Linked DNA regions of Homo sapiens: region 2 is linked to region 1. A link is an interaction called in ENCODE POLR2A ChIA-PET data of the cell type or tissue named here. Cell type or tissue: GM12878. All regions are shown on one strand. Each heading gives the region's core, and the rest is flanking DNA. Links, peaks and the distances in the headings are about the cores only. Region 1 overlaps ARHGAP18 (Rho GTPase activating protein 18). Region 2 overlaps LOC105377999 (a long non-coding RNA gene).

The links. Peaks named below come from ENCODE experiments on the same cell type or tissue, not always from the same donor. Only the 100,000 strongest peaks of a DNase experiment are listed, where the experiment ranks them.
Region 2: POLR2A ChIA-PET joins it to region 1 with 7 read pairs; 2 of 35 experiments call an interaction of 5 or more read pairs at or near these places.

What each region holds. Positions count from the first base shown.
Region 1 is chr6:129,660,353-129,664,758 of GRCh38, reverse strand. All of the region lies in intron 1 of ARHGAP18 (Rho GTPase activating protein 18), which reads left to right. Among named protein-coding and RNA genes, the nearest start is that of ARHGAP18, 48 kb to the left of the region's middle. RefSeq lists a silencer at 2,010-2,089 and enhancers at 2,110-2,159, 2,190-2,259. In GM12878, for the core only: no CTCF peak of the experiment used is centred there; a DNase peak (open chromatin) is centred at 2,168; H3K4me3 peaks cover 220 bases; H3K27ac peaks cover 2,650 bases.
Region 2 is chr6:129,884,285-129,888,690 of GRCh38, reverse strand. LOC105377999 (a long non-coding RNA gene) reads right to left here. Exons shown (of 8, transcript XR_942986.3): 4 at 618-672. Among named protein-coding and RNA genes, the nearest start is that of TMEM244, 25 kb to the right of the region's middle. In GM12878, for the core only: no CTCF peak of the experiment used is centred there; no DNase peak of the experiment used is centred there.

The DNA of each region.
Region 1 (4,406 bases), core at 142-4,141:
CTAGAATGTGTAAGTTTCATCAGACCACGGACTGTTTTGTTCACTACTAAATCCCCAGCATTTAGAGTGTATCTGATACATAGTAGATGCTCAAATTCATTTACTTCAATCTTGAGTAAATGAATGAAGGTGAGGAAACTGAGGCTCTGAGAGTTTTAGATAACTTGCCTTTGATCTCATGGAAAATGATGAAACCAAGTTGCAAATTCTAGTCTAGGTGACTCCTAAGACACCACATTTCTCAGGTTCCACTCTTTACTAACATCTCTATTCCTGGGAAAATTCCTCTATTTGTACACAATTTGGGTAAGAAACATCTCATGGGATTTCAAAGTTGAAAAAAAAAAACCTTAAGTAGCCAGTCTAACTTTCCTATTTTACAAATGAGGAAATAACCATGATCCATTGAGGGTAGGTGACTTGATCAAAGTAATACTGCTATTTACTGATAAAGGAAGGACCACAATCAACCTACCTGGTCATCAGTTCAGTCCTATCTCCCCATCCCCTGCTATGTTTATTGCTGTCTTGATAAAGCAAGCCCTATTTGGTGCAGAATTCAGATGCCAATCATTGGTGATGGGTTCGAGATAATGAGTCATGCCATTTTAATCCCATAATATTAACGCAGTAAAGCAGAGGCTGCAAACCCAGAGGCCCACAGGGACCCATAGATAGCATAGCTTTCAGATGGGATTGGTGGGGGCTGTGCCAAACTGGGAGGTAGATAACCTGTTCAAAGGGGCCAGCCCCACCACACCTGCTGCCTGCTCAGAGAAACATGTTACAAGAAAAAAACATGGTAAACCAATTTAAAAATGTTTGAAACACCCTGCTGGCCAAACAAAACACTTCTGGCTGCCAGGTCACCCTGGTGGACTTCAGTTTGCGATTGCTAAAATCTTAGTATGAACAGCTCTTTCCAAAGGAGATTTCAGTACGTGTGGATATGGTGGAGAATATGTGAAGTGCTATCATTGTGGCTAATTGTTCTTTAGCCAAAAGATTAGTGGGTTGGACTGTCAAAGTTCACAGAGTGAAAATAATTAACAATAAAAGAGTATTTATTGCCTGTCTTTATTACCCTGGTGATAAAGTTGAAGAGTAATGTGTTTCCTCTGTCACGATACAATCTGTCCTAATGGAGGATACTTGGTTATGCTGTTTCCTGACTGGGAGTCAGGAGACCTTTTTAGATGTTTGGTGCAGCTATTAACTACCTGGATGTTACTGGGCAAAGCACCCAATTTTTCTGTTCTGCCATATTCACATTTGAGTAATTAAGGACTGGACTTAATTATTGGGGCGTAGGAAACAGGATGCAGAGGATTTTATACCAGACTTGAACCTTGTTTTTTATCTTCATCTCTAGAAAAAAAGAAAAAGCCTGTGTTGTCAGAGCAAGATAGGGACTGGATCATTCGTATCTATCACATATGTCTTTGAGCACATTGATAATCACAGTGTATTTGCTGCTCTTCTTCAGATGAGTCAGCTGTGAAGCTTAGATAGGTTGAGAATGACTGGACTTAGTGATCTCTAGGGTCGTTTCAGCTCTAAACCCTGTCACAGCTTGTGTTACCCTTGCTGGGGACAGATTTCAGAGGCATTTATCATACAGAGTCTTGAGCATGGGTTTTGTGGCCACATGGCCTGGGTTGCATCTTCACCTTCCTGGCGATGTTGATTTTCTCTAAGCCTCAGTTTCCTCATCCTTAAAATGGGGGGTTATAATGACAACTGCCTGGTAGTCTCGTTATTGTGATAATTGCCCCTGACAAATTATTAAATTTAATTCTTACAGTGAAGCAACTGGGCAGCATAAATAATAAAATTTTAATTAACATTTACATTTCAAATGCATGATAATTCTCTTTTTCTGGCAGATTTTAGGCTTTTAAGTTTCTTATTAGGAATTGAGATGTGTTGGAATTAAGAGGTGGCAGGCTTAATCAGTACTGTTCCTCACTTACACATTCAGTTTAGCCTAATGTGCCTCTCTATATTTAAGCAGTACCAATTAATTAAGGCATAGAGAGCAGTGAATCTTGTATCAATGTGAGCTGTAGGTACCCTGATTTTAACCAAACAGCTAACTTTGCCTGTGGCTACAAGGTCATGCTTGTGAATCCTTGCACAGTGAAACAGAAAGAAGGCTTCACATGGGCATTCAGTATCACTCGAAGGAGGCCATCTGACTACAACTTTGCTGTAGAGGGAAGCATGTATTACAGGAGAAGAACTGCTTTAGTAGTGTTCACGGGCTAATGTGAAGGACTTCTGCACTAGAAGAACAAAAACACCTCTCCAGATCCATAGTGGAGCATAATTTAAGGCAAGAGGATGACAATAGACAAATTGCACCCACTTCAAAAGGAGAGAGTGTGTTTACACTGAGTATTTGTTCCAAGGAGCTGAGAAGCAGGCACCATGCCCTGATGGGCCCTTCACACTGGGTTGCTGTCACTGCTGAAAGAGCAGCCTGTCCTTGTCTGCTGTACTTTCATCTTCTGCCATATTTGTATTCATGTGCGCTATCCTCCCACATAAAAGAGCACAGCTTGCTATTCCTGCCTTTGCTTCTGTGACCTGCAGTAAAACCATTAAAGATATATTTTAAGGCTTTTTACATGGAATGGTAATTATGCACAATGGTTTTTAATCATTTGGCATCTAGCATGGAGCCTTCAGAGAGTATTATGCCTCAGAGAGCTGCAGCTTGCGTGGATCTTGGGAGGGGCCCTTGGTTTCAGGGGCTTTGTGTTCTGTGTGTGTGTGTGTGTGTGGCAACACCAGGTAGTGACAACAGTGTCACCTGGGAAACAGAGGACACAGATGACTGCTTGGTGGACTTGAAACCAGCTCTAAACAGCTGTTGGGTTCTGAACAAAACTCCAGGAAAATTGTTCGCTGGGTGAGCTGGTGGGATGAAGAGACTGGGATGGGCTGAGGGTGGAGGGCCGAACGGATACCCTGCACGTTATTTGTGGTGTTGTCAAGGGAGAGTTTAGAGACATCACATGAATCTCACCTTGCTGCCAATTTGGTTCATAGAAAGTCACAGCTGGAAATCTTCTTAGAAGAGAACATCTTGTTCTCAAGCCCCTCATTATACAGCGGAGGAGACTGTGGCATGCAGAGGTGAAATGACTTGCCTGAAGTCAGTTAGCTGCTTGGTAAAACTAGCCAAGAATCCAGGCCTTCTGATTCCCCCACCCCAGCAAATAGTGTCTTTTTTTTTTTTTTCATTTAAAGAGAAAAAGGGTGGATATTTATTAAATAGGGGGAAAGAAACAGTAAAGTAGAATGAACAAAGTATAATCCTATTATCAAGGCAAACCACTGTTAATATTTTTATATTCATCATCCCATATATTAACTTTTTTACAAATTATTATTAAACAAATTATCCATATTTTGTATCCCACTTTTTTTTTTTTTTTTTTTTTAAGATTCTTGCACAGGCTGGACTTGAACTCCTAGGCTCATGCAATCTTCCTGCGTCAGCTTCCCCAGAAGCTAGGACTACAGGTGTGTGCCACCACACCTGGCTGCTTCCACTTCTTTTTTATAGTTTCCATTTATTTCTGCTTCCACTCGTATCAAATTTTTGTTGCCTAGCATCCCTGACTATTAAGGAACATTAATACGAGTTTGTCTTAATCATAAAAAGAAGTTCTTTATAGCTTTAATGTTAATTCACCATTGTGATTCTTTTGGTTTTTTTTTTTTTTTTTAAAGGTTTTGTGTCCTCTTTTTCTCCTCCTCCTCTTCCTTTTCTTCTTGGTTCCGTTTTTAATGTACTTAACAAGAAAGTCATTGTAGACCTTTATGATGATTCTTTATTTCAATTCCAAACATGCATACTCCCTCACACCACACACAGATTCTTTCATCCTAAATTTGTTTTCGTTGAGCTCTTTCACTCCTATCATTTTAACCCTCATGGATATGCTAATTATTCCAAAATTATCTCCAGCCAGTAACTCTTTCATGGGCACAACCTAGACTTCCAGATGTCTAGATCAGTTCTTGTCTATTTTGACTGTGCACAGGCGTCACCTTGGGATTTTGTTAAAATGCAGATTTGAATCCAACAAATCTGGAGTGGGGCCTAAGATTCTGCCTTTTTGGCAAGCTTGATGCCTGGTGCCGCTGGTCCGTGGAGCACATTTAGGTAGCAAGGGTCTCCAACATACCTCAGATTCAGCAGGTCCAAACTGAGGGTGTCACATTCTCTGCCAAACCTGCTCTTTTTTTTCCTATCTTCACTTTCTCAGTTAATGACTTTGCCATCTACCCTCCTGTCCAAGAACAAACTGTGGAATCATCTTTGTTTCTTCTGTTTCCTTCATCTACTTTATCTAATTGGTCACCCAGGCATTCTCTTTGGGAAAAGCTTCTTG
Region 2 (4,406 bases), core at 147-4,146, 220 kb before region 1:
AGCTTGCCAGATCCTTGCCTCCCACGTTTTATAACAATGAGGAGGAATGCCATACAGCAGTAAAAAATGAAGACTGTGAATACATTGTGTAGGCTGACCTCACAGGAACATGAACTTGATTCTCTGCTCCACTTGGCCCATTTAGTTCTGTTCAGAAAAGGCTGTAGTGTATGTACATAATAGAACATCATGCAGTTATTAAAATCATATTTTTGAAGAAAATGGGAAAACTTCCCTAGTGAATCATTAACTAAAAATAATAGGGCTGGGCATAGTGGCACACACCTGTAATCCCAGCTACTTGAGAGGGTGAGGCAGGAGATCACTTGATTCCATGAGTTCAAGACCAGCCTGGGTGATATAATGAGACCCCATCTCAAATACTACTACTACTAATAATAGAAATAAAAGTTGTACTTACCACATGATCCTAACTTTTTAACATGGGTATGTGTGTGTGACACACACACACACACACACACACACACACACAAAGAGATAGGAGACAGTATTTTGGTCAAGTCAGAGACAAGATGATGTGAGCCCAGCTGCTTGCAGCATAAAACCTACCATGCTGCAGAGGTTACCTGTGAGCTCAGGGTGAAACAGCCTCTCACCTGCCGTGAAATCTTCCAGGAGCTGTTGCTGCCGCTGCTGCTGTGTCTCCTTCCTCTTCCCCATGAAATAAAATTAAAAGAACTTCAAACAATACTGAAGGGTGAAAATAAAAGGGCCTTAAGATCATGTAACTCCTTACCATATCCTGGAGGTAAACTCTTCATTTCTTATTGTGGCTTCCAGAAATATTTTATTCATATGGAAGTATGTATCTCACCTCTATCATTTCGTTTCCATATATGGATATACTCTTCTGCACCAGTTTACTTTCTACTTTAGAAGTCTACTTCTAAACGACTTTCCATGTGAGTATTTATTATATTTCACAAAAACTTATATAGTGCTTTCTATGTGCCAGACCCTTGTCTAAGTGCCTTGCAAATATTGTATCATTTTATCTTCATAGCAACTTCATAGCAAGATGTCCTATTCTTGTGTCCATTTCATAGACAAGCAAAGTGAGACATATGGATATTATGATGCTTGCTATAGATAACCCCAGCTATAAATGGTGGTGCCAAGTTTCAAACCCGGGTATGATTCCAGAGTCTGCACTGAGCCTTCAGAATCTGCTCACTAAGCTGAGCTGCTGGTTTGCATACATAGTATATATAAATCTTGGTGGATAAATAGATGTCACCTTTCTTAACAGCTGAGTGATATTCCCTTGCATGAACGGCCACAATCTATCAATCTAATCTCCTATTTATAAAACAGATTGCTTTCAATTTTTTTATAATTACAATAATTATTACTATAGATGTTATTGCACTTATCTGTCTCTGTGTAAATGTGCAAGATAGACTCAGGATAAATGCTCAGTAGTGGAATTGCAAAATAAAAATCACTTAAACATTTGATAAGTAATGCCAAATTATTTCACAAAAGTTTTCACCAATTTTTCCTATAAGAGTGCTTATTTCTTTCACACCCAGAAGCTTTTTGCTTGCCAACTTATCAACAGGGGAGGGAGGAATCTGAGATTCGTCTCTCATTATTTCTATTTGCATTTTTAAAATTAAGAGTAAGATTGGGCATACATTTATGTGTTTATTGGACATTCTATTTTGTCTTCTAAGAGCTGCCTTTCATGCTTTTTATCCTTTGCCACTTTGTCTGGTAAGTTAAAAAAATTGATTACCAAGTGCTTTTCATTTTTTAGGGATGTTAGCTTTTGTCTGTCATATGTTGTGCATATCTATTTTCCCAGGTTAGAGGAAGTCTGTATCAGCCAAGTGAACATTGTGAGGTAGGATTTTCAGATATGGCAGTTCATGTAAGCATTTCCTTCCTTCCTTTCCTTCCTTCCTTCCTTCCTTCCTTCCTTCCTTCCTTCCATCTTTCCTTCCTTCTTCCTTCCTTCCTTCCTTCCTTCCTTCTTCCTTCTTTTTTTTTCTTTTCTTTCTTTCTTGTGATGAAGTCTCTGTCACCCAGGCTGGTGCAATCATAGGTCACTACAACCCTGAACTCCTGAGCTCAACCAATCCTCCTATCTCAGCCTCCTGAGTAGCTGGGATTACGCGTGCATGCCACCATGCCCACGTGGGCATTTCTTGAAAGTTCTCTCAGTGAAAAGCAAGGTAATAATAAAGCCCAGTTAAGACAATTTCATGGGGCAATAAAACAACATGGCCCCAGTACATAGCTTTGGATGATCACACATGATTAGAATTAGAATACTGAAATGGAGACATTGTTTTCCTTCAAAGAAACACACTTTTTTTGTCTATCTATATGCCGATATTTAGATCATTATCTACATTAAACCTAACATATAATAAAGATTTATTTCATAGCAATGGAAAAAGAATGGACTATAAAATACATGCTATTTCTGACAATTAGAACATTTGGGGAAAAAAAAGCCTAAACTTCTTTGTAACCAACAAATAAAAATAAGTTATCAGATTGGCACTACATTTTTTGGGATCATATCCAAAGGAAAATAGACCTTCACATATACTGAAAGTGTAAATCAGTGTAGGCCTTTTGGTAGTCTCTATCAGAGCTGAAAATCTGAATCTCTTTCTCCAATGGTTCTACTTATAGCACTCTATCCTTTAGAAGTAGTCATATTTGTGTAGTACACAATATGTGTTGCTTGTATTACCAAGTAAACCAATCAACTAAACAAAGCAACCCATAGAGGAAACAATCTCAATACACACATGTAGGTGAATTACTAAACAATTCATGGTGCATTCCTGTTACTCAATAACATGCACCCTCTAAAGAAATAACATGGCTAATATCAGCCAACATTTATTAGCACTCAGTACATGCCACATACTGAGCTAGGTGCGTTGCATATTTTTTTTATTATACTTTAAGTTCTAGGGTACATGTGCACAACGTGCAGTTTTGTTACATAGGTATACATGTGGCATGTAGGTTTGCTGCACCCATTAACTCGTCGTTTACATTAGGTATTTCTCCTAATGCTAACCCTCCCCCAGCCCCCCACCCGATGACAGGCCCACAGTAATACTTGCATCTTTCTACTCTTATTGAGATATTGGCTTAAACCATACATTTCACGTATGGTTGGATTATCTTGAGAACACAGATCATATTTTCTAATTTCTTTTCTATACACACATGTGATACATTTGGAAATTTAAATTGCACTAACTGGTTTGATCCAATGCCACAAACATATTCCTTTTCATCTTTAGCTGTCAATACATGAATTTCATATGTAATTTATTTTTATATTTAGTTTGGACAAAATTAGTTAGATACTTCAAATTATATAAGGCTTTATGAGAAAACATTAAAGCTAAGATCCTTTTATTGCATGGAATTCAGAAATGCTTTATGTCAAAAATTGGGGTTGAAATGCTCCTTTAACTTACATCTTCCAATCACTTTGCATATTTGGAAAACACTTCAAATTGATGAGGTGCTTTCTTCATCAGAATGTTTGATGTTAAAATCCAGTTATTGCTCTGATTTCCCTGCAATGTGTGTTTTAAATCAGAAACTTAAAATAAACCCTAAGCTTACTTAGGTATGATGAAAAGGTAATTAAAGATACACAAAATCATTCCCCTTTTATATTAGGGCTACATAAGATAATAATCATAAACTTCAACTACTTCAGTAACCCGTCTCAAAAATTAGCATTTCAATATTTTTAAAAAATCTATTCTTCCCTAACAAAGTGTGGTCTGGAAGGATCGATTTTTCCAAGAGTTGTCAGGTTTTTTTTTATCTTGTTTATTTAAATTCAGGAAAGACTACAACTTCCTAAAGTATCACAAATTTGCGACATTGACAGGTTTATCTTTTTATCTCTGGTATAATTATATAGATCTCTTTTGCATCGGTACTTGCCACTCTTTCATTAACTCGAATAAAGAAATCTTTTTATGCCTTGTATTGTTTTAACATATTTCCTCTTGACATGAAAGACTATTTCATTGTCAAATTATTATAACCTGTGCGGTGCCATATCTGCATTTATGTTGAAATCTTATTTAATTTTACCTTTGTCATATGGGAACTGAAGTAATTTAAGATGTGATATTAAATTTTGGATACTAATAAAAAAATTTTTTTACATTAATAAAAATTCTTTTTATACTAAAGGCTTGCTTAGTATTCCAGTTGCCCTCTGGAAACAGCTGAAGGACCTCCTTAGGGTGAATCATGTTGCACTGAGGATTTTCTGCTTTTCTGATAATTAACCTCCCTTGGCAGACCAAGAGAGAGCCACACAATGCCAAATTTCAACACTGTCTTTGGTCGTATAGTCAAAATTTTTATTTAACAGAATGACTGATGTG